Regions from separate parts of the Homo sapiens genome. Here all the other regions are linked to region 1. Evidence: chromatin loops called from intact Hi-C (ENCODE). Cell type or tissue: IMR-90. All regions are shown on one strand.

Evidence for each region. Hi-C counts contacts between places; a loop is a spot of excess contacts. Peaks named below come from ENCODE experiments on the same cell type or tissue, not always from the same donor. Only the 100,000 strongest peaks of a DNase experiment are listed, where the experiment ranks them.
Region 2: it touches region 1 in a loop (2.6-fold over the local background); 4 of 110 quality-filtered maps call a loop at or near these places.
Region 3: it touches region 1 in a loop (5-fold over the local background); 6 of 110 quality-filtered maps call a loop at or near these places.

Annotation. Positions count from the first base shown.
Region 1 is chr11:22,872,842-22,880,841 of GRCh38, forward strand. The region is part of intron 3 of LINC02718 (long intergenic non-protein coding RNA 2718); the gene reads left to right. Among named protein-coding and RNA genes, the nearest start is that of CCDC179, 16 kb to the left of the region's middle. RefSeq lists a silencer at 6,762-7,056. In IMR-90, a CTCF peak has its summit at 3,248 (motif pointing right); a DNase peak (open chromatin) is centred at 3,250; H3K27ac peaks cover 346 bases.
Region 2 is chr11:24,490,009-24,498,008 of GRCh38, forward strand. It overlaps LUZP2 (leucine zipper protein 2), which reads left to right and starts at 7,045. Exons shown (of 12, transcript NM_001009909.4): 1 at 7,045-7,297. The coding sequence starts at 7,236. In IMR-90, no CTCF peak of the experiment used is centred here; no DNase peak of the experiment used is centred here; H3K4me3 peaks cover 1,424 bases; H3K27ac peaks cover 295 bases.
Region 3 is chr11:23,535,360-23,543,359 of GRCh38, forward strand. No RefSeq gene overlaps it. Among named protein-coding and RNA genes, the nearest start is that of MIR8054, 120 kb to the left of the region's middle. In IMR-90, a CTCF peak has its summit at 4,876 (motif pointing right); no DNase peak of the experiment used is centred here; H3K27ac peaks cover 809 bases.

The DNA.
Region 1 (8,000 bases):
CATATTTGCTCCTGGAAATGATATAAATCTAAAGAGGAAATACTGGTGATTATTTAGCTGGAGTGACAATTAACTCCCTACTGAGAAAAATAATCCTGAATTTTAGTACCTAATACTAATTTTTGGACAACCATCAGAGCAAAGGTGAAATGAGTGATTAATAGTCGCACTTTATAATTGTTGAGTACTTAACTTTTAATCTAGATAAGGTGTGGCTAAAAGGATCATTATTGGATGCATCTTTATTAGATAGCATGCATTTTTAGAAATTGTATATTGAAAGTACCTTGATGTTAGGATCAGTAGTACTCAAGACTTAGAGTCTGTATGGCAAGTCATAGCTTCCTGTTACTCTCCATTTTCCTCTAGGTTTATACTGTATGTGTATGAGTTTACAGGAGAATAAAGGGACTCATTTGAAGCCACTTCTTATTTTGCGGTCTTCAGTTTATTTAGCTAATTAGATTATACTTATTAGAAAAAAACCACAATGCAATGTATTTTTAGAACAAAAATTAATTTTCAGCTAAGTTTTAGTAATGAAGAGAGCTCCTCTTGCAGTACTTATAATTCTTAAAATCTCAAATCAAGGGAAAGCTGGGATGATAACAGGGTGAGTGTACTAAAACTGTCGTTGTGTATAATAGCAAATAATTGTATTCAAGTTCACAGAGATAACAAATCTCTTCCTTTATGTATTCTCTAGTTTTGATTGTTGTATAATTTTCTACAGTAAGTTGCTATTTTGAGGACAAAAGTGAAAATAGATGATATAGAATGGAAGATTGGAAATTTATCCAAAGAACATACATAAATATTTATTAAGAAAAAAAGTAACCTTATTAAGATATGCTTATTTTTACTGAAGACATTTTTAAAGACATTTGATTTTGTCTTATTCTAGGTATTTAATTAAGTCATCTTTGAAAACTGCATTACATACTTAATATCACAGAAATAAATACAAATTGCTCTTCTGATACTTATACAATCACAGGAACACTAACAGTTGGATTAGCATCCTAAATAAGATATTTTTCAGATAGCAAGAACTGAAAAACTTGTGTGAGAAATTATTTCCTCTTATATTGACAGAATGACTTCCTTTTTCTTACAAAGAGAAAAAATGTAAGTGGAATATTATTTCATACAAAGGATTTTCTTTCAAGCACCTATTATATGACAAATATGGATGTTAGCAATCATTATACTGATACTTTAACTTAACTTGCTTTGTCATAACAGTGAGTTACAGTTCTGTATGAAATTATAAAATCCTTGGAAAACTCTCCCTACCTGGTTTTGCGTGTTAGAACGGACACATGGAAACAGATTACTCTGGCAAACACGTTTACCTTTATTGAACATATAACATATTTAAGGAACACTTTCTGGGTGCATGGATTCATTTGTTGAACAATATGGCAGGTTAAATGTCGTGATCTTTGATATTTGTATAGCACATTTATAAACCATATTAAATTTGAGAAAAGGTAATGTGTGTACGATTACCTTAACTTTTATAATTGAGTAAAGAAATAAAGCTCAGAGAACTTAGGAGAATAAGGTCATTCCATTCAACATATATTAATTCAATAAATATTTTTGGAGTACTGTATTAGTCAATAAGTACTATAGGTATTAGTACTATATTAATCAGTAAGTAATTTTGCAGAGCTATGTTAGCACTCCCTTAGTTGCAAGAGCAGAAACACTTATGAAAGCAACAAACTGGAAAGACTATTATTTTGTTTTGATAATGGGTTAAAAACAGAAGGAAATTTTGTTCAAATAATAACTATTCATCTTAGTATTAGCTTTATTCCCTCTGTATGCTGGCCTTATTTTGTCCTACTACTAATAGTTTTCTCTGCAGATGAGGGAGGCTTCTCATATCCACCTTCATTCTGCTAGGCTGCCATCCTTCTTCACAACTTAACCTAAAGAGAGTCCTCCTTGCCAGCTGCAATGGAGCATCCTGACTGGCATTTATTAGTAGCTAAAATATTATTGAAAATGCATTTAAAAGGCTCATATTAAGTTCCAGTATTCAATAGTACTGTAAATAAATTACACTTAACAATTATTTATTGTATAATTCAAAATAGTTAGAAGAGAAGAATTGTGATGTTGCCAACACAAAGATAAATGTTTGATGTGATAGATATCCCAGTTACCCTGACTTGATAATTACACATCGTATAACTATATCAAAATATCACAGGTAACTCCAAATTATGCACAGCTATAATATAACAATGAAAACACAAAAAGGAAATCCTTTAAAAAGTTTAGATCAAATAAGATTAGTATTAGTGAATTAATGAAACATCTATTTTTAAGTTGATGGAAATTTTAGCATGTCTAATGTTTATGTAGAATCTAATCAAGATCTTAGAATAATTAACAAGTTATTATTCCTTCTTTTGTACCTTTCTGTCCAAATGTCAATAAGGGTGATTTGAATATTGAATATCATGATTGGTTTTAGAGATAGCTAGGCAGAAAAAAACCCCAGGTGACAAACAGAAAGTGTGGCATGAAGCCTGTGGAAAACTAATAAAGGAAATAAATTGATCTTGGCTAAGAGTAGTTGTTTACTTCTGACAAAGACCTACTATTAACAGAGATTAGCAAATCTTTTCAGACGCTTAAAAAATCATATTTAATTACAATCCACATTTTCTCAACCCCCCTTAATTAGCAATGAAAACAGGTAGAGCAGAAAAACCAAAAAATTCAGTGTAAAAATACCTTAATTCAAATTTTACTGTATTTTATTTTGGTATAAGATAATTTAGATGCAGCTAAACTGAATAAATCTCAATTTTCTAGTGAGTAAATGGGGGACTAATACTATCTACTTCTTACAATTATACAATTTAAGGAATAATCTATTTCAGTGTGCTCAAATATTAATTTTCCTCTTAAACTATTTCGGGATAGTTTCTTTTGTGGCTAAGGTTTGCATTGGGACAGCAAAAGAGGAAATAGAAAGTGAGTTGCTAAAGGGATATATAACTTTTTTCATAAGAATAAATATAATTCATAATAATTCTTTAGCATAATCTAGCTATTTTTCAAATATTATATATATTTTTTTTCCAGAGAAATTAGAAGTCATATTTCTGCGGTATAGCCATCTAATTTCCCATCTCTAGGGTATGTTTGTTTTTAGAAAAACATTCCAGCAGGTGGCGCCAACATCATAATATTTAACCTTCATGAAACTATGCCAGGAGTGGGTAAGGAAACAAAAGTTATTGTTTAGCCAGAAGGTGGAGCTAGGTGACCAGTCTTTAAAATCAGTGTCTGCATTTGAAATAGACAACTTCAATTTTACTGAATCACAGGATTTATAATCTGAGTATTGTGAAGAGCATTGTCTGAATCCTCTACCTTCCATACCTTCAAATTTCAACTTTAAGTGTATTATTTTTACAATTAAAGAATTCTGGTCCAGCTCATGAAAGCAAGAAATACTTTTATATTCTAATTTTTATTATTCATAGTCTTTGCAAAAAAGAGAGCATATTTAAATATTGTTATTGTACTGTTTCTCTATATGTTTGAAGATTATACATTTTTATAAAGTATGTACTTATCATATACCATAAATCCTCTGCTCTTTTCTATTTCTCCACTGTGATTTTCTTAGGAAGATGAAACACTGAATTAGGAGATCTGGGAAACTGCAGACACACTTTCTGACATGTTCAAATCAGGAAAAAAAGGGTTTGAAATCTTTCTTCTATAATACTTCATGAATTTTTCTAAAATACTGTTCAATTTTAATGTATTTGTTTATTCTGTTGCCAATGTTTAAGTCTTTAATCACTTTAAACAATAGGAAGTAAAAATTAAACAGCTTCATAACTTTAAGCTTTCATATTAGCAGAAACTCTATTTTCTAAAAATTGTTGCCAGATCATTGAATTCTAAATACTTGCCTATTAAATGTCTGTGAAATGAATCAATTTCTCACATACCACATTACTTCCTTCTATCTCCTACCTTCAGCTAGTGGGGCAATCCAATAGCCTACTAGAAGTTGACTTACCTTCCTCTTGCCCCCTCTAATCTGTTTTCTTTCATGAGATCAAGAGCAATGTTTTATAAATGCAAATTTGATCATTTCATTCCTATTTTTATAAAAACCTTCAATAACTTTTTACTTCTCTAAGCAGTCAAACCTCAACGTGCCCAAAAGGCACCTCTTCAGGTCTGTCTCATACTATTCTTTCCAATCATTTTCTATAGCGTTTTCTTTCTATACAAACTTTATCACACTACGCTCCCTCCATCTAAATCTGGCCCTACCTACCCCTAGTGTAAGTTCATGAGGACAGAAGCATGTTCATCACCTTTCTCACTGCTGTATTTGCAGTGAGTGAGTGTACCATATCATATCATGACAGAATGAATGAACAAATAAAAAATCAGAGGCCTCTGGAAAATAAAATTAAATTAAAGAATTCAGAATATTTTTCAATGGCAAGCTATTCCCCCTTAAGAGAATGTTCAGGATGCAGATGATAACTTTGGTATCTGCAAGGCTGCTCTAAGAGCAAAAGCTTACAGGAAGAATTAAAAAAAAAAAACTAAAAACAAACCAAAAAACCTGAGTATCTAAAAATAGAACAAATTTCTATGGTAGGTAGTGTTGCCTGTAACTAGAGATATTCAAACATAAGTTACTGTTTCATTTGTATAAACTAGTAGTCTGGTAGAACAATTAGATGAACTTCAAACTCCCTTTGAGCTTTGAGATTCTATGGAGGTATGCTTTGTTAAGAAGATTGTCTCTGTATTTGCCATGCTGAATGCATTATGAAGCCAATGCTGAGTGCATGGAGGTTCCTCCTTAGAGTTCTTGGAATTAAGTTTTATTGAGTTTAGGACTTTAAAGGAAATATGATTTCCTAACACCATCTATAACACTAATTTCAGCTTTAGCTCACATTGCCAGCCTTTTCTTGGGATACACTTGAAATAAAATAGATTCTTTTTTTCAGATGAGTTATTTTCTCAGTTAACTGAAATTATCTACTTTATTTTTTTTTTTGCTGCTGTAACTTTTACTGAATCACTGATAACACTGATATATTTTTGATAATACATTTGTATTTTAGAACAATAAAACATGTTTAATTTGCTTTTGGTGGTGGACTAAATTCTCTATTTCAAATATATAAATCTTCTCAAGTGTATCCATATACCACAGTGGCTAATAACCTCTTTGTTTCATGAATCTATTTTTGGTCTGCTGCAGGAGAAAGGGTGAAGAAGTTTACACTCAATATACTAATAGCTCCTGACTTTTACACCTCAACCCAGATTTTATAACTATAATAAAAACATAAATTCATTCTCAGGCTTCATACTGTATAAACTACATAGTTCTTTTTTGAGACATGGTCTCACTGTTGCACAGGCTGAAGTGTAGTGGTATAATTGTGTGGCTCACTGCACCCTCCAACTCCTGGGCTCAAGCAGTCCTGCCTTGGCCTCCCAAATTGCTAGGATTACAGGTGTGAACCACTGTACCTGGCCAGTTCTTAACATTGTTTGCTAGGTGGCAGATGAAACCTGCACTTGAAGAGTTTTTTCAAATCAAGTTAATTCACATGTAAACAAAGCTATAGATTGCCTCACTGTTTTTAAGAGCCCAAATCAGGAAATGATTGCTAAGTTGATCAACAGAATACATGTTAAATAAGCTACATACATAAAGTGGGCCACAGTGCAGCCATTAAAAAAAAGATAGATTCAACTGTATATTGACATGGAAATATTTTCATGATATATTGCTGAGAGAAAGTATTGAGTAGTAAACAGTATGTACAGTGTGTTTCCATTTTAAAAAGAAAGTAAGGTGATGCAAATGCATCAAAAAATGTCAGAAAGTCTTTATCCAAACTGGTGTCACTGGTTTTCTCTGAGCAATAGAATTCTTTACTTGATGTCTACAGGGATGAGGATTGGAAACTCCCTTCTGACACATTTGATAGAGTCTAATATGAGTCAATTCCCATATGCATTTCCTTAAAAAAAACTAATAAAGACACAAAATAATACAATCTAATGTCAACTTTCTTCTATAGGAGTAAAGAAGAGGAAATTAATCACAGCCAAGCAAAGAGGTAGATGATTTTAAAGTCCAATGGACACTATCAAAATTCAGAGTTCTTGTGGGCAAAAAATGATAATGAAAGCATACATAAAGATTAGATGATATAAATGTACAATTTTAAATCATTCTTGCTCTTGCTCTTACCATCCCAAAGAGAAATTCTAGACTTCTGCAAAACTTCTTTCTACCCCTGATTTTTCATGGGTTTAGAAGATTCTTCATATCTCCACTTCACTAACTTTTTGTCCTGCCATATTGGACCCAACAGTTTTCCTGCGCAAACTGCTGTTGCTTTTTTGAGCACAGTGCACATGGTGGGGACAGTCAGAATTCTCTGCTACTGCACTATGTGCTGTGGTTTCTCCCAGTTAAGTCTGAGTAGATAGGAGGGAGACATAGACAATATAAATGCATACATTACGACCAGTTTAATTTAAATAAGGAATTTGTGTTGGAGAGGAATAAAATGACTTTTTAAGTATGTTTTATTACACAAGATATATATATATATATGTACAATCACAATATAGTAAAATATAGGCAAATCAGTAATGTTGAATGCAGGAAACAGAAATTGGTGCAAGTATTTTAAGTAGAAAGGAATTTAATACAAGATATTAGTTCCTTACAACTTAGCAACTATTATTGCTTATTGTTGGAAGGGCTGAAAGAACAGGTTCTGTTCCAGACTTTCTGGACTGATGTCCAAAAGAATACCAAGCTGATCCACAGAGGAGCTACTACTATCCCTGAAGCAGCTGCTAGTACTGCTGCCACAGCTGCCTCTCACAGTGACTGATTTTAGGAAGCCAGAGTAGGATGTCATTCTGCAGTTTCATACCCGGAAAAATGGTGCACAGATCTGGAATGCAGCTACAGGAAAGTCTCACATTTCTAAAATGCCAGCAGCAAGAGCCAAGAGTTGCAGGAACATGCTATCGTCTTTTCTTCATTCTGCCTTGCAGACTTTCTCAATTTTCTCAATTTCTCTCAAGTACTGGAAATAGATAATTTGCATCCAGAATGTTAGCTTCAAGAATATTAGGGGGAGTTTAGATTGTAGCTTTCCAAACTCTCCAAATCAAAGAGTGGAAAAGAGACTGAGAGTCAGAGTATATCTCATAAACAGAGAAGCTCCAGGTAGGAAAAAATAATCGCTCATAACATGACCATCCAGATAAAATATCTGTTAACATGGTCACACATCTATTATATTTTTCTTTCCATGTCTGTCTACCTATCATCCATCTATCTATCTGTCTATCTATCTATCTATCTATCTATCTATCTATCTATCTATCTAATCTATTCAATTTGAAGTAATTGTTTTTCTAGTTTAGTAGCCCTTCCTACCATTCTTTGGATAAAAACAGGATCCCTTTTTCATTTGGAAACTACCTCAATCCATATCTATGTTTTCCTGACCAACAAAACTTATCCCCTTCAATCCCATTATCCTCAAATCCTAATTATACATTATATGAGCCAAAAATTTCCTTTTTTTGGCCCTAATCATGTTTGACTATAGTTTCTGACAGTGTCATCTGAGAAATCCTAACATATATATGTGTATATTAAAGGTGACTTATAGACTAGGAAATGCTTTGCAGCCTGCTTTTTTCATGGATAAATATATCAAAATTTTTTCCAGGTAATAAGTTAAATATCTGCCATAATTATTAATGGCTACAAAACATTACAATGTTTGGATTTACCATAATTTGTTCAATTCATAATTTGTTTCTAACTTTTTTACTTTCATCACATTGAAGTTGAAATGGGTGTGTAAATTTGGACTACTTTTGGTTGCAAGTGACAGAAGCCAAACTTGAACTGCTTGAACAAAAAGGGGTTTTGGAAAGATATT
Region 2 (8,000 bases), 1.6 Mb after region 1:
TTAAAACAGTCACCATTTTTTTTCAAAATTTTTGTTTATAGAAAGAGGCAGATCTGGTACTAACTGTTTTTATTCATGCTCAGAAACAGAAATTGTATTATTAATTATATTTGGAGCTGAATATAATGGTGGATAAGAGGTGGTCTTTGAAAATCGTATGTATAATGTCAGGTATAGTGAGCAAGAAGAAGCTATGCACTAAAAATTTTGGTTTAGTTGTGGTCCTATAATGATAAATAATTATAGAAGAAGGACTAAATTGGGTCCTAAATTTTTGTGCCAAGAGATTCACTGAGATACAGACAAACATATGTGGCAAAGGGAAGCCTACACTTAATCCCAGAAAATAAAGAGATGTTATTAATTTTAGAAGTTAGGTGGAATTTAACTGATCCAGTGAAAGAATCAGTTGGACAGGTCAGATTCCTTTGTAAATATACTGGAAAATATGAAAATACTAAAAAGGGAAAAAGAAAGGCTGGAAAACACAGGCATAAAAGGATTCACTGAAATTTCAATACCCTGGTGGATTCCCAGTATGATTGTTCTGTGACAGCAGATTTACGATGTATCTCCCTGCCTCTGGACAAAAAGGACAATTTATATGAAATGTCAAGAATACGGCAAATCCATACAGATATTACTATGTTCGTCTCTTTCTTTTTCCAAGTGAATAGACCCAGTCCAAGAATACCTGACACATGGTGATGTTAGCAAAGAAAGAACATGGAACTCTTTCCCCAGCAATATGTATTTAAAAAAAGAGATCCTTTAGCCTATATTTCTTCCTAAAAAATTCCCGTTCCAGAGCTCTTACATAAACTTCTAACCGTTGTGTAAACCAGCAGCATTACTTACAAAGAAGGTGGTAGGGAATTTAATGGGTCAAAGTCATTCAATGGAGATGGCTGAGCTCAAAACACTTAGTGATTGCCCTGTTATTAGCTACCTCCATGAGATCACATTTTTAGATTTCATGTATGAGTTAGCACATGTTATATTTGTCCTTCTGTGCCTGGCTTATTTTACTTAACATAGTGTTCTCCAGTTTCATCTATGTTACAGAAAATGAAAAGATTGTATTCATTTTTATTGCTGAATGTGTGTGTATCACATTTATTTTATGCATTCATCTTTTGATTGACCTTTAGTTTGATTCCATATCTTGGCTATTGTGAACAGTGCAGCAGTAAAATGGAGTTGCAGACATCCCTTCTTTGGGAAGATATGGATGGAAAAAGGGTTGATTAACGTATGTAAAAATACAGTTAAATGGAAGGGATAAGTTAAAGTATTCAACAGTACAATAGAGAAACTATAGTTAACAATAATTTATTTCATGTTTCAAAATAGCTGGAAGAGAAGATCTGGAATCTCCCCAACACAAAGAAATGATAAATGTTTGAGGTGATGGATATCCTAATCATCCTGATTTGATTATTACACATTACATGCTTATATCAAAATACCACATTTATCCCATAAATATGTACAGCTATTATGTATTAATAAAAAATAAAAAATTAAAAAACTGGAAGATATTGTGTTTAACTTTTTCTATTTTTGTATGAAGCACAGTTACTAGTATTAGCCTATATTTCTTTTTTTTCTTTTAGGAGGCAGCTGGCTTTTAAATAATGAATAATTGGCCTTATGAGAAGAAACTTCCTTGTAAATAGTTTAAACTAGCAATGAGCAAACAGTGAATATGAAAAAAGGAAACAAATTTTTAATAAACCATGTAAATTGTCATTTTTTCTGTTCTTATTCTTTAATGCCCAGATCTACAGGTATATGAATAAAATTAATAATTATCCTAGGAAATATATAAATAAGAGTATAATTTTATATACTACCCTTACTATCTTTAGTGCAAAGAAAAGTAAGAAATATTTATAGTGTGGTGGAAAACATAAAAATTTATTTACAATATAATATTATCAGTGCAACTCAAGGCAATCTACCACAGGTCATGAAATTCAGAAAAGAAAGATCTCACCAAGTTTGCGGTGGCAGATGGACTCAATAAATCATTCTAGAAAGAAGTGATGTCCTTGATGAGTCTTAAATGATTAAAGTAAATATCTGAGTACACTAAGACAATACTTCATAAAGAAGGAATAACATGAAAAATTATAAAGTCTCATTAAGGGAAACTTCCATTAATGTATTTACAGTGCAACATGAAAGTTAAACAGAGAAAAAAAGGAGGCATGTATTGGTTTTCTTATTTGAGAGTAATTTTCTAGGAGATTTAAGATTATAACGATATTTGCAGTTTAGATAGATTATACAAGGGGAATAGTTTTGAGGAAAATCCATCTTAAAGTAAAAAGTACACTCCGAATCAAGAGATGGTTACCTCTAATTAAAGCCCAGATGACAGGTGTCATATAGAGGTGGGACAATTGTTATAAATAAATACTTAGGAAGTGAAATCTCTAGGGCTTGGTGATTGACTATATGTGGGAGAAGGTGGAGGTAAAAGCAATAGACAACTCTCAGGTTTAAACTTGGGTGACTGAGTTGATGGAAGTATAAGGAGATATACCGAAGAAGGGTCAGACAGAGGAAGAATGAGTAAGTGTTCAATGTGATTGAATTTGACTTTGAGGTATTCATATAGAACCCAGGTAAAGTCTCAGCGAGGAAGTCTAGGCTGGGGTAAATTTTAAGATCCATACCATAGTGAAGATTGTAAAAACCATAAAAAATAATAAGTTCAACTTGGGAAGAAAATATAGAATTTTAAAAGAGGAGGATCAAGGATGAAACACTAGGGGACATGAGAGTTTAGAATATGAGGGCAGAAAACAGAACAGAAATAAGAAAAAATGTATTACTGTGTGAAGAATGAAATAAGAGGGGCATTAAATTGTGGAAACATAACCTTTCTAACAAATATTGCTAGGAGAACTTGATACCCACATGCAAACAATGGAGCTGAGCCCCTCCTTCACAAATACACAAAAGTTGGATTCACAGACCTATCTTTAAGATCTAAAACAATAAAAATCTTAGAAGAAAACAAAGGCATACATATTCATAACCTAGTGTGAGGCAAAGCTGTCTTAGATACAACCTCAGGAGTATAATCATAACATTCAAAGTAGGTGAATTGAACTTTATCAAAATTAAAAATATTTGTGGTGCAAATGACACCAACAGGAAAGTGAAAAGAAAATCCATGGATTAGGAAACATTTGCAAATCACATATCTAAGGGGGATTTGTACCCATTATATAGACAGAACTCTTACTAGGCAAAAATAAAACTCAAAAATTAATTGAAAAAATAATTTAATAAATGTATCTTCAAAAATGTGTATGAATAGCTAGTACGCACATGAAAATATGTTGATAGTGATTATCAGATAAATGCCTATAAAAATGAGATAAGACTTCACATCAGCTAAGATGGCTATAATAATAAAAGGATAGATAAATAATTGCAACTAACAAGTTTAAGGTTGTAAAGAAATCGATACCTTCATATATTACTAATGAAAATGTAAAATGGTGCAGCTATCTTGAACAAGAGTTTGGCAGTTTCTCAAAATGTTAAATGTAGAGTTACCATATGATCCAGGAATTCCACTTCTAGGTATATATCCAAGAGAACTGAAAACAGATGTTCACACAGAAACTTTTATGTGAATGATCATAGCAGAGTTTTTCATAATAGCGAAAGTATGAAAACAACCATAATATCCATTAACTGATGGATGGATAAACAAAATGTGGTATACCCTTACAATGGAATATTATTCAGCAATAAAAAGAAATTAAGTAACGATATATGCTATAATACAGATGAACTTTAAAACATGAATGTGAAAGAGAGTAGTTATATGAAACCAGATACAGTATGATTTAATTTATATGAAATGTCAAGATTTGGGTCAATCCATAAAGAGAGAAATTAGATTGGTGTCTGTGGGGGTTCAGGAGAAGGGATAAAGTGGGGACCAGTGAGTGATTACTCGTAGGTACAGGATTTCTTCTGGGCATGATGAAAATGTTCTGGAATTATATAACGATGATGATTTCATAATCTTATGGATGTGTATAAAAGCACTAAATTACACACTTTAAAATGGTGAAGTTCTTAGTACCTGAATTAAATCTCAATAAAGCTGTTTTTAAAACAGCTTCTATATCTCCTAATCCTAGCACTTTATAGAGACTCAGCACAACTGCTTGGGTTTTCTTGATGTTCTTTTTCAGACTTGGGTACAGTTACCACAAACAATGCTTGCTGACTCCAGTGTTAGGACTCAGCATAGGATAAGTAGTTTAAGATAAGTGAATTGCTATCTGTACTAATGTATCTTTAAAATTCATCTACCAATTCTCCAAAGCCACAAAATTTATTCTGAATTTAGGTTTTTATGTGACAATGTGGACAGAATGTCATGGGTGATGGAGATTCCTGGTTTTGTAATTTTCCTAGAAGAAAAGACTTCTGCTGAGAGACACATCTGTACTTGAATTCAAAATAATACTTCAATTCTCTACATCTGTGGGAGTTTCCAGAATCTTACTTATACCTTTCAAGATGTACTCCCCTACTATGTTGCTCTCATGCCCTTCCAAGTTAGATGTCTTTTGGAGAGATTTTTTTTTTTTTCTTTTTGGCTTGCAGTAAATGCACAAAGGCCAACAAACTTTGTGGTTCTTTATAGATATCCAATATAGATACAGTGTAAAGAAAGTTCATTCTGACTTTTTTATTCATTGATATTAGATAATTTGGTTGTTGTTTTATGTTATATGTCTAGTTGAAAGTAAAAAAAACTTAGGTTGGGGAAAGTTTTTTCTTACATGTGTATAATGTTTTTCTCTCAAATAAGCATACATTTTGAAGTAATGCAGACTGAATTTGAATGCCATCGCCACTATATAAGTCTCTGAGTGACCTTGAGCAAGTTACTTAACTACTCTGAAACTGTCACCTTAACTGGAAAAGAGAAAAATACTAGAAATAACTACCACATTTGGTTTCTATGATTAGGACGTAAGATAATGGATGCAAAGTTGTTATATAAAAAATGTATTCTACAAATATGAGTGTTATTTCCTGGTGCACACATTAAAAAAATTGCCAAGTAGCCTTATGTCTTTGTTGAGTATACAACTCAAGTAATCTCCTTCAAAGTGAGCAGGGAATCTATGTTAGAAAACCCTGGCAGGAGCAAACCAGAGTTTTTATTTTACTTGGAATCAGAGTTCTGTTTTAGAAAAGTGTGGTGTCGTTTTTTTCTCTTAAATGATATGCAATTCACATGTTAGTTTATTTGTATATGCCTACTTATTAGGCATATACAAGATCGATAATGTTGTGGATCTTATTATTATTGCCCAAGGGGCTAATATTCACTTTTCAAAACTTATTACTCATCTAGTTCAGCAGCTCAAGATTTTGAAGCAAATCTGTTTTACATACATGTCTTAACCTTCAATCCCATTTAAAAAAAATAGTAAATTAGATGGTTAACCTTTTAGATTTGCATCCTCTTTAAAATAAAGCTTTACAGCAAATGCATTTTTCCTACAAATGTCTTCGAAAATGAGATTGAAGAGGATGTATCATCTAAATTTTTCTGTAAAGAGCTTGCCCCCGAAATAATTGGAACATGAACTGAAACCTCTAGATAGGAATTCCTGGACACAGCTGTCCATTATCTTTCGGGACTTTGGTGCACCTCACCCTTTACTGAACACAACTTTGTGTCAAACACTGGGCTAGGAGTGCTAGTTGTGATGTTTGAGGCAACAGTGGAATTTTTCTTAGGACTTAGTAGAACCAGTTCTTTTTTTTAATATGCATAGTCAGATTTTGATGATATTCAGTCTGCTCATATCTATAATAGTGATATTAACGTCTATTTCACTAGGATGGCTCTTGTGAAGATTAAATTAAATACTGTATGAAGAAGTGCCTTATACACAGTTATATAACCAGGATAATATCCAGATGGAATTCTCATTCTCTCTCTCTCTCTCTCTCTCACTCTCACTCACACACACACACACACACACACACACACACACACACATGCAATATCATCTTATAAATATCCTAGAATTGAATATCTCAGTAGCAGAGATAGTAGTTCTGTTTCTCAGAATTGCTTTTGCAAAATGGTGTTTTGGATTATAATTGTGCTATTTAATTTTTCTAATTAAAATTTCTAAATAGAGCCTATTAAATATTGGATGCTTATGATAGAACATTTGAAAATATAGAAAACCAAATGACCTACAAAACCTCTACCTTCCAGTACCATCATTCCGAGCTGATTACTGTTAACATTTTAATGGTTTTTGTCCGCTAGGTCTCCTTGATGAGTTTCACCTGAGGAAAAGGACTCCTTCAGGTGTGTGAACTTGAGCCACCAGGTCCAACCCCATTGGCAGGTGCTGGTACAGACGACTGAAATCAGAGGAAGATCAGAAATCTTCAAAACCCAGAGCAGCAGATGTCTTAACGGTCCCGAAACGTTCTTTGGTTCTTTGCAGTCAACATTCACGGGTTAAGAAGATTGCAATGCCATGACGGGCTGAGGTTGCATTTCTGGACGCTGCTTACTCCCGCTTCCTTCCATCTGTTTCAGGCAAATCATTATGCAGTTCTAATTAGAACAATCTTCTAAACACTCTCTCCAGAGCGACGTTCTTCCAAACACGGTTTAAGCGGCGAGAGACACCTGCCTAGGACCCTACGCGTCTGGAAGTCTCTCCCAGTGAATTGGGTCTCATCTCCTGCCGAGTACGCAAGTTCAATTATCGGCAGATTAGGTTTCTACTCTCCGTGCCCCGCCCCGCGCCATCCTGGGGAGCAGCGGGAATAAATGATCCGCCCCTGGCCAGTGCTCACCCGACTGACCAGAGCGCAGCCCGGTGACCGAAGCGCACGGGGCGATCGCGAGGCGCCCCCTCCCTCTCCCCGCGCCGCCTCCAGCGCGAGTGACGGCGCGCCCTCCGGGCTCCGGAGCGGCGGCGCCGAACAATCCCCGGCAGGGCTCGCCTCGCCGGTGACATCACTCCTGAAGATACTCCTCGCTCCCAGCGCCTGCCTTCCCCAGGCGTCCGTTCGTGTGCCCGTCTCCGCCTTTCCGCCTCGGAAGAGCGCTCATCACTGGCTGGGGACAGAGCCGGGCACCAAGGAGCGACAGGATCCCGAAGAGAGAGAGAGAAGGCAGCGAGGGAAGGAGGACCCCGGCAGGCAGCAGCATGAAATTCAGCCCAGCGCACTACCTGCTGCCTCTCCTGCCTGCGCTGGTCCTCAGCACCAGGTGAGTCCAGGAGCGTGAGTGACCTGAGGCCAGGGGCGCTGCCGGGGCGAGGTTGGTCCTACTGTGGGTCACCAGTGGGGGCCAAGGCACTTCAGCTGTTTGCATCTCCCGCCTAAGCAAGAGGGACGCTGTATGGTTTGGGCTCTGAAATCCTTCTGAGAGAGCAGAGCCCTTTCCTAGTTATCCCAGCCCCCTGGAGAAAGTCTTAGGATTGCTCTCAGTGAGGGATCAAAAGCTTTCTCTTCCGAAGGAGAGAAAAGACATTTTACCCTCCGGTCCTATTAGTAGCCAAAAGGTAACACGCGGTAAAAGAACAAAATAAAGAACGGAAATAGGCAAGGAGGGAATTGCCACCAGGCAGTGTCTTTACATTGGAGTTGTCTTAATAACCATAGAGCTTCTCCCTTCCCCCAAGTGTGCCTGATTTAAGGAAGAGGAAACCAGAGAAAACAGATTAATCCTGGAAGATGCTAAGACTTGTACAAAAGTTCCTGGACTCCTGAAATGGCATGTTTCAACGTCTTGGATAAGCTTAGTGATAGGCGTTTTCTTTTGACTGTCTTGTGAACAGGTCTAATTAAAGAGCACAGAAGGCGATTAAAAGTTAGAAGACACTCTCAGAGTGCTGATGCAGAGACCCTAGTCAGAAACAATTAAGTACTGTACTCCATCACTGGCCATGGATGGGACTTTAAGCCCCATT
Region 3 (8,000 bases), 660 kb after region 1:
CCCACCTTTTGGAATCTCCAGTGTTTATTATTCCACTCTGTATGTCTACGTGTACCTGTTGTTTAGTTCCCACTTGTAAATGAGAACACGTGTTTCTGAGTTATTTCACTTAGGATAATGGCCTCAATGGCCTTCAGTTCCATCCATGTTGCTGCAAAAGACATGATTCCATTATTTTTATGGCTGGGTAGTATTCTGTAGTTTACAGATATACCACATGTTCTTTATGCAATCATCTGTTGATGGACACTTATGCTGATGCTATGGCTCTATTACTGTGAAAAGCACTGTGATAAACAAGAGTAGATATATTTTTGGTATAATGGTTTCTTTCCATTTTGGTATATACCTAGTAGTGGGATTGCTGGGTCAAATGGTAGTTCTATTTTCAGTTCTTTGAGAAATCTTCATACTGTTTTTCATAAAGGTTATACAAATTTACCTTCTTATCAACAATGTATAAGCATTTCCTTTTCTCCACATCCTAGCCAACATCTGTCATTTTTTGACTTTTTAATAATAGCCATTCTGACTGGTGTATGATGGTGGTTTTAATTTGCATTTATCTGGTGATTACTAATGATGGGCATTATTTATGTTTGCTGGCTGCTTGTATATCTCCTTTTGAAAAATGTCTGTTCATGTCTTTTGTCTATTTTTTAATGGGGATATTTGCTTTTTTTTCTTGGGTTGTTTGAATTCCTTGTAGATTCTGGATATTAGCCCTTGGTCAAATGCATAGTTTACATATATATTTTCCCATTCTGTAGGTTGTCTGTTTACTCTGATGATTGTTTCTTTTGCTGTGCAGAAGCTCTTTAACTTAATTAAGTCTAATTTGTCCATTTTTGTTTTTGTTGCATGTGATTTTGAGGACTTGGTCATAAATTCTCTGCCTAGGCCAATATCCAGAAAAATTTCTCCTAGGTTTTTCTTTAGGATTTGTATAGTTTCAGGTCTTACATTTAAGTTTTTAATTCATTTTGATTTAATTTTTATGTATGGTGAGAGATGTGGGTCCAGTTTTATTCTTTTGCATATGGCTATACATTTTTTTTCCAACACCATTTATTGAACAGGGTGTTCTGTCCCCATTGTATCTTTTCAGTCACTTTGTCAAATATCAGTTGGTTGTGGGTATGTGGCTTTATTTCTGGGTTATCTATTCTACTTCTTTGATTTATGTATCTATTCTTATAACAATATCATGCAGTTTTGGCTACTATAGTTCTGTAGTATAATTTGAAGTCAGGTAACATGATGTCTCTAGCTTTGTACTTTTTGCTTGTAATTGCATTGGCTATTCAGGCTCTTTTTTGATTCCATATGAATTTCAGAATTGGATTTTCTAATTCTTTGAAAAATGACATTGGTAATTTGTTACACATTTCATTGAATCTGTAGATTGCTTTGGGCAGTATGGTCATTTTAATTATATCAATTCTTCCAATCCATGAGCATCAGACGTTTTTCCATTTGTGTCACTTACAATTCCTTTCATTAGTGTCTTCTATTTCTCCTGGCAGAGGTATTTTACTTCCTTGGTTAAAAGTACTCTTAGGTATTTCATTTTTTATAGACATTATAAATGATATTGAATTCTGGGTTTGGTTCTCAGCTAGATTGTTATTGGTACACAGAAATGTTACTGATTTCTTGTACCTTGATTTTGTACGCTGAAACTTTACATCAAGTCTAGGCATCTTTTTGTAGGAGTATTTAGTGTTTTCTAGGTATTGCATCATATTATCGGCAAACAGATAATTTGACTTCCTCTTTTCCAATGTGGAAGCTTTTTATTTATTTTTCTTGCCTTATTGCTCTATTTAGGACTTCCAGTTCTAAATTGAGTAGGGGTAATAAAAATGGTCATCTTTGTTTTGTTCCAGGACTTACGGGGAATCCTTTAATCCTTTGGCACTTAGCGGTCCCAAACACCTGGCTGCCAAACAGTAGTGGTCCATGGCCGATTAGGAACCCAGCCACACAGCAGGAGATGAGCAGTGGGCAAGCAAGCATTACCTCCTGAGCTCAGCCTCTTGTCAGATCAGTATTGGCATTAGATTCTCATAGGAGCGTGAATCCTGTTGTAAATTGCACATGAGAGGGATCTAGTTTGTGCACTCCTTATGAGAATCTAACTACTGCCTGATGATCTGAGCTGGAACAGTTTTATCCCAAAACCATTCCCCACTCTCTGCACAGTCGGTAGAAAAATTGTCTTTCATGAAATCTGTCCCCAGTTCCAAAAAGGTTGGGAGTTGCTGCTTTAAACTATTCCTCACTGAAAATGATGTTGGCTAAGGGTTTGTCATATATGGCTTTTCTTATTTTGAGTTATGATCTTTGGATGGTTGTTTATTGAGGGTTTTTATTAGGAAGGAATGTTGTATGTTATCAAATGCTTTTTCCACATCTATTGAGATGATTATAATGTTTTTACTTTTAATTCTGTTTACCTGGTGAATCACATTTATTGATTCTCATGTGTTGAAACATCCCTGCACCCCAGGAATAAAACCCACTTAATCATAGTGCATTATCTTTGTGATGTGATGCTGCATTCAGTTTGCTAGTATTTTGTTGAGGGTTTTTGCATCTCTGTTCATCAAAAATACTGTCCTGTAGTTTTCTTCTTTTTGTTGTTGTATCCTTACCTGGCTTTGGAATCAGAGTAATACTCCTTCTTAGAATGAGCTAGAGAGGATTCCTTCCTCCTTGATCTTTTTTGGAAAAGTTTCAGTGATAATGATATAGTTCTTTGCATGTCTGGAAGCATTCAGCTATAAGTCCATTTGGTCCTGGGATTTTTAGTGTCAGGAAATGTTTTATTACTGATTCAGTTTCATTACTTGCTATTGGTCTGTTCAAGATTTCTACTTCTTCCTTGTTAAATTTTGGGAGGTTGTATGTTTTCAAGAATTTATCCATTCTTCTAGGTTTCCTAGTTCGTGTAGGTAAATATGCTCGTAGTGGTATATAATAATCTTTTGTATTTCTGTGGTATTAGTCATAATGTCACTCTTATTCTTTCTGCTTGTGCTTATTTGAATCTCTTTTTTTTCTTGGTTAATCTAGCTAGTAGTCTGTCATTTTTATCTTTTCAAAAAACCATCTTTTTATTTTATTGATTCTTAGTATTGTTTTTGGTCCCAGTTTCATTTAGTTCAGCTTTGATCTTTGTTATAATTTTTCTTCTGCTAGCTTTGGGTTTTGTTTGTTTTTCTTTTTCTAGTTCCTTAAAGTGCAAAGTAAGGTTAATTTGAGATTTTTCTATGTTTTTAAAATATATCTTCCTCTTAGCACTGCCTTTGCTGTTTCCCAGAGATTTTGGTATGCCATGTGTTTATTTTCATTTATTTTAACAATTTTTAATTTCTACCTTGATTTCACTGTTTATTTAAAGATTATTCAGGGTAAGTTATTTAATTTCTGTGTATTTATATAGTTTTGAGAGTTAATCTTAGTATTGATTTTTTTTTATTCCGTTGTGTCCTGAGAACATGCCTGATATAATTTTGACTTTTTAAAAATTTATTGAGACTTGCCTTGTGGCCTAATATATGGGAAAATTTTAAGAATGTTTCATGTACAGATGAGAAAAACGTGTATTCTGTAGTTGCAGGGCAGGATGTTCTGTGAATGTCTGTTAGGTCTATTTATTCTGGAATACAACTTAAATCTGGGGTTCTTTTGTTAATTTTCTGCCTCAGTGATCTGTCTAGTGCTGTCAGTGCAGTATTGAAATATCCCACAATTACTGTATCGTCTTATACATCTTTTCTTAGGTCTATTAGTATTTGTTTTATGAATCTGAGTGCTCTGGTGTTGAGTGCATACACATCTAGAATTGTCACAACTTCTTGAATTGATTTCTTCATCATTATGTAATAATCTTTGTCATTTTTTACTGTAATTTTTAATTGACTTACAATCTGTTTTATCTGATATAAGTATACCTGCTTTCTTTTGGGTTTTCTTTGCATGGCTTGTATTTTCAATTTTGTGTTTTCAGTTTTCTCTTGGATCTCATTGAGCTTTCTTATAATCCATATTTTGAATTATTTATCTGTCATTTCAGAATTTTCCTTTTGGTTAGGGTACATTGCTAGAGAGCTAGTGTGCTTTTTAGGGGTGTGGAAATCTGTTTTGTTTTTGTTTTTTTGTATTGATTCCTTCTCATCTGAAGAAGCTGTTACTTCTTATTTTTCAATTTACTCCCATTTGTTTTTCTTTTATTTTATGTTTGAGACAGGGTCTTGCTCTGTCACGCAGGCTGGAGTGCAGTAGCACGATCGTGGCATGACCGTGGCTCACCACAGCCTCGACCTCTTGGGCCCAAGTGACCCTCCCACCTCACCCTCCCAAGTAGCTGGGACCACAGGCATGTGCCACCACCATCATCTAATTTTTGTATTTTTTGTAGAGACAGGGTTTTGTCCTGTTGCCCAGTCTGGTCTTCAACTCCTGGGCTAAAGCAATTTGTCCTCCTCAGCCTCCCAGAGTGCTAGGATTACACATGTAAGCCACCACACCCAGCCAATTTACTCTCATTTGGATGGTAGTTTTTTATTTTCCTCCTTGAAGGTGACTGTAACCTATGTTGTATATGATCATTTAGCTTTGGTTCTGGGTGCTTTCAGCAGGCAAAAGCACTGTATATACTTCCTTGGTTATAGATAGCTTTTCTGTTGAGTGGTGGCTTTCTCAGATGCCGATTATAGTAGTAATGTAGTGGACATATGCTCAGGCGCGCTATCTTCTGTGGCGCTGGGAGTACAGAGGTCTCAGGAAGACTGATTATCTTGTTTCCGAGTTCTATTCCCTTCTGTTGGCAGGTTTTTAAATTTGGTTCTGCAGTTCAATCTTCTTTCCAGTAGATGGCACTTGTGAGTAAGAGCTGGCACACCCTTGGATACCCCAGTGAAGAGTGGAAGCACCTGTCCTGACAGGGGTGCTAGGGAGAGCTCGGGTGAGATGTGCTGAAATCTCTCCTGGGGCGGGGGGGGGCGGTGTGAAGCGAGGCTGGGGGTGCACTAGCTCTTTGCCCTGGGCAGACAGGAAGGTGGCTTGATCCACCATTGCTAAGAAGGGCTGGAGACTGTGAGTCAAATGAAAAGCATGAGAAAGAATGTGTGCATCCTCTAGAGGCAAAGACTGGCTCCCTGGCTGACAACCAGGTAGGAAACAGGAACCTTCCAACAGCAGGGAACTGAATTTGACTAATAGCCTATATGAGGTTAGAAGCAGATTTATCCCCAGAGCTTCCAGAAAGGATTGCAGACTACTGATTCCTTGGTTTTGGCATTGTAAAATTCTGAACTGTGCACCCTTTTAATCTATGCTACATCCAGATTTTGATCTACAGAACTGTGTGATAATAAGTTTTAAGTGTTGTGATAGTGTTGTTTTAAGACACTACATGTGAGGTAATCTGTTATAGTAGCAACTGGCAACTAACCCTCTAGCATCAGAAACCTTACTGATGTTTTCAGAGTACATCTTCCTTTTTCTAGCTTTCTTTGCTTTTCTTAGCTCTCTTTTCTCTGTTTGCAATTATTTCTCTCTTTTCTTTAGATGAGAAACTCATTTTTATGTTTTCCAGCAAATATGTTCTATAACCTCTTTAACGGCAAGACTGGGTGAGTTTTTACGGGTGAGTTTTTACATCTGATGCTTTCCTAGCATGCTAGCAGCATCACTATTACTGCAAATTAGTGCAGTGGTTGAAACAAGGGCTCTAAAGTTAAATGAATTAGAAGTTATTTCCCAGCTCTACCCTTCACTAGTTGTGTAACAAAATGTTAATTCTTAAAATAGACCTTCCCATATTAAATTGAAATTACCTTTTACTGAATTCTATTCTAGACTAAGAATTCTGAGTGCAGGTATCATGATTTTTTTTTTTTTTTTTTTTTTTTTTTTTTTTGAGACAGGGTCTCACTCTGTCACCCAGGCTGGAGTGCAGTGGTGTGATCTCTGCTCACTGCAACCTCTGCCTCCCAGGCTGAAGCCATCCTCTCACCTCAGCCCACAAGTAGTTAGGAGTACAGGCATGAGCCACCATGCCCCAGCTACTTTTTGTATTTTCTGTAGAGACAGGGTTTTACCATGTTGCCCAAGCTGGTCTCTAACTCCTGAGTTCAAGCGATTCACCCGCCTCAGCCTTCCCAAGTGCCACATTACATGCCTGAGCCATGATGGCTTGCCAAGGGATCATGATTTACTCTTGTGTCTTCAGGTTTAGACATACTGCCTGGTACCTAGTAACTACTTAATATCTGTTTACTGTCATGCCTCTGAGCCCAAGCTAAGCCATCATATCCCCTGTGACATGCACCTATACATCCAGATGGCCTGAAGCAACTGAAGATCCACAAAAGAAGTGAAAATAGCGTTAACTGATGACATTCCACAATTGTGATTTGTTTCTGCCCCACCCTAACTGATCAATGTACTTTGTAATCTCCCCCACCCTTAAGAATGTTCTTTGTAATCTCCCCCACTCTTAAGAAGGTTCTTTGTAATTCTCCCCACCCTTGAGAATGTACTTGGTGAAACCCACCCCCTGCCTGCAAAACATTGCTCCTACTTCCACCGCCTATCCCAAAACTTATAAGAACTAATGATAATCCCACCACCCTTTGCTGACTCTCTTTTCGGACTCCGCCCACCTGCACCTAGGTGAAATAAACAGCCTTGTTGCTCACACAAAGCCTGTTTGGTGGTCTCTTCACTCGGACATGCATGACATTTACCAAATGAAGCTTATATGTCAATGTGCTTTACCACTTATAAAGAATATTTATGAATATTATCTTAATTGGGGGTTCCAATAAACTCATTCAGCTTTATATCAAATATCTGTATACGTGTATTTTATAGATGAGGAAACCAAGGCAAGGGGTTAAATGTCCAAGTTAATATACAAGAGAGCAGTTTTCACTCTGAAAGATTCTAGTCCAAAGTCTATGTTACATGTACTCTGTCACAACATATTCTTAGCATGGAAATTCTCCCTTGTATAGTAGACTTCCTCATTAGCTTTAAACATCAGACCTGGATATAAGGCTTGTTGTCATTTGCATCATGGGATTTAAATTATGCACCATATAATTCTACTGGAGACATAAGAGGCATGGTGAATAACCCTACATCAGTGCTTGAGCACACCTTACACCTCCCAAATTAAAGTGGACAACTTGATTGGAATTAAGCACTGTACTCATATGGGTCTTCCTTTGTAAAATGACTGTCCAGAGAATAAAAAGATTATTTGTGAAGAACAATAATTCGTTGACTTTATACTGTCCTATCAAGTATCCTGAGAGTTGCTCACAAGTGAACCAGAATGAATAAAAGTAATTAAAGCAGTTACTGATAAGTATCAGGTCATTTCCTGTTATAAAGTTTGAATATACTCGATGAGCAATGAGGGTGTATTTTTGCCTCTTTCTTGGGAAATACCAAGCAAACGGCAATTGGCTTATTTTATTTCAAATGTTTCTGCTGTGAACAAAGAATACTTTTGACCTGTATTTCCTTTCAACTGTTGTGTATCTTGATCTTATCCATCCTTCGAAACCAATACAGCTTCTTTCTCTATAACCTTCCCTAATTATAATGTGAGCAACTAGGTTGAACTGTGCAAAAATGCTGACAACTGTTTTTGACTTAAAAATAATAATTTGTTTTAATTTAATATACTTGCTGTGAACACACCACCTATTATCTTCTTTACTCTTCTGAGATTCAAGGGATTTGAAAATACTTTAGAAAGCCATTAAGTAATGATACAAAAAGCTCTAAATTAAACTACATACAGAAAGTTACCTACATGTATGTTTGCGTGGATGTTTGTATACACATATATTTATTTATACATAGTCTACACAATCTAGTAAAAAACTATTTTTTTAAAAAGAAGGGAAATAATACTAGTGTTAATTTAATGCTTCTTAAGTAAGTGTTTAACCCTTACTTGTTAGGGGCTTTAGCCA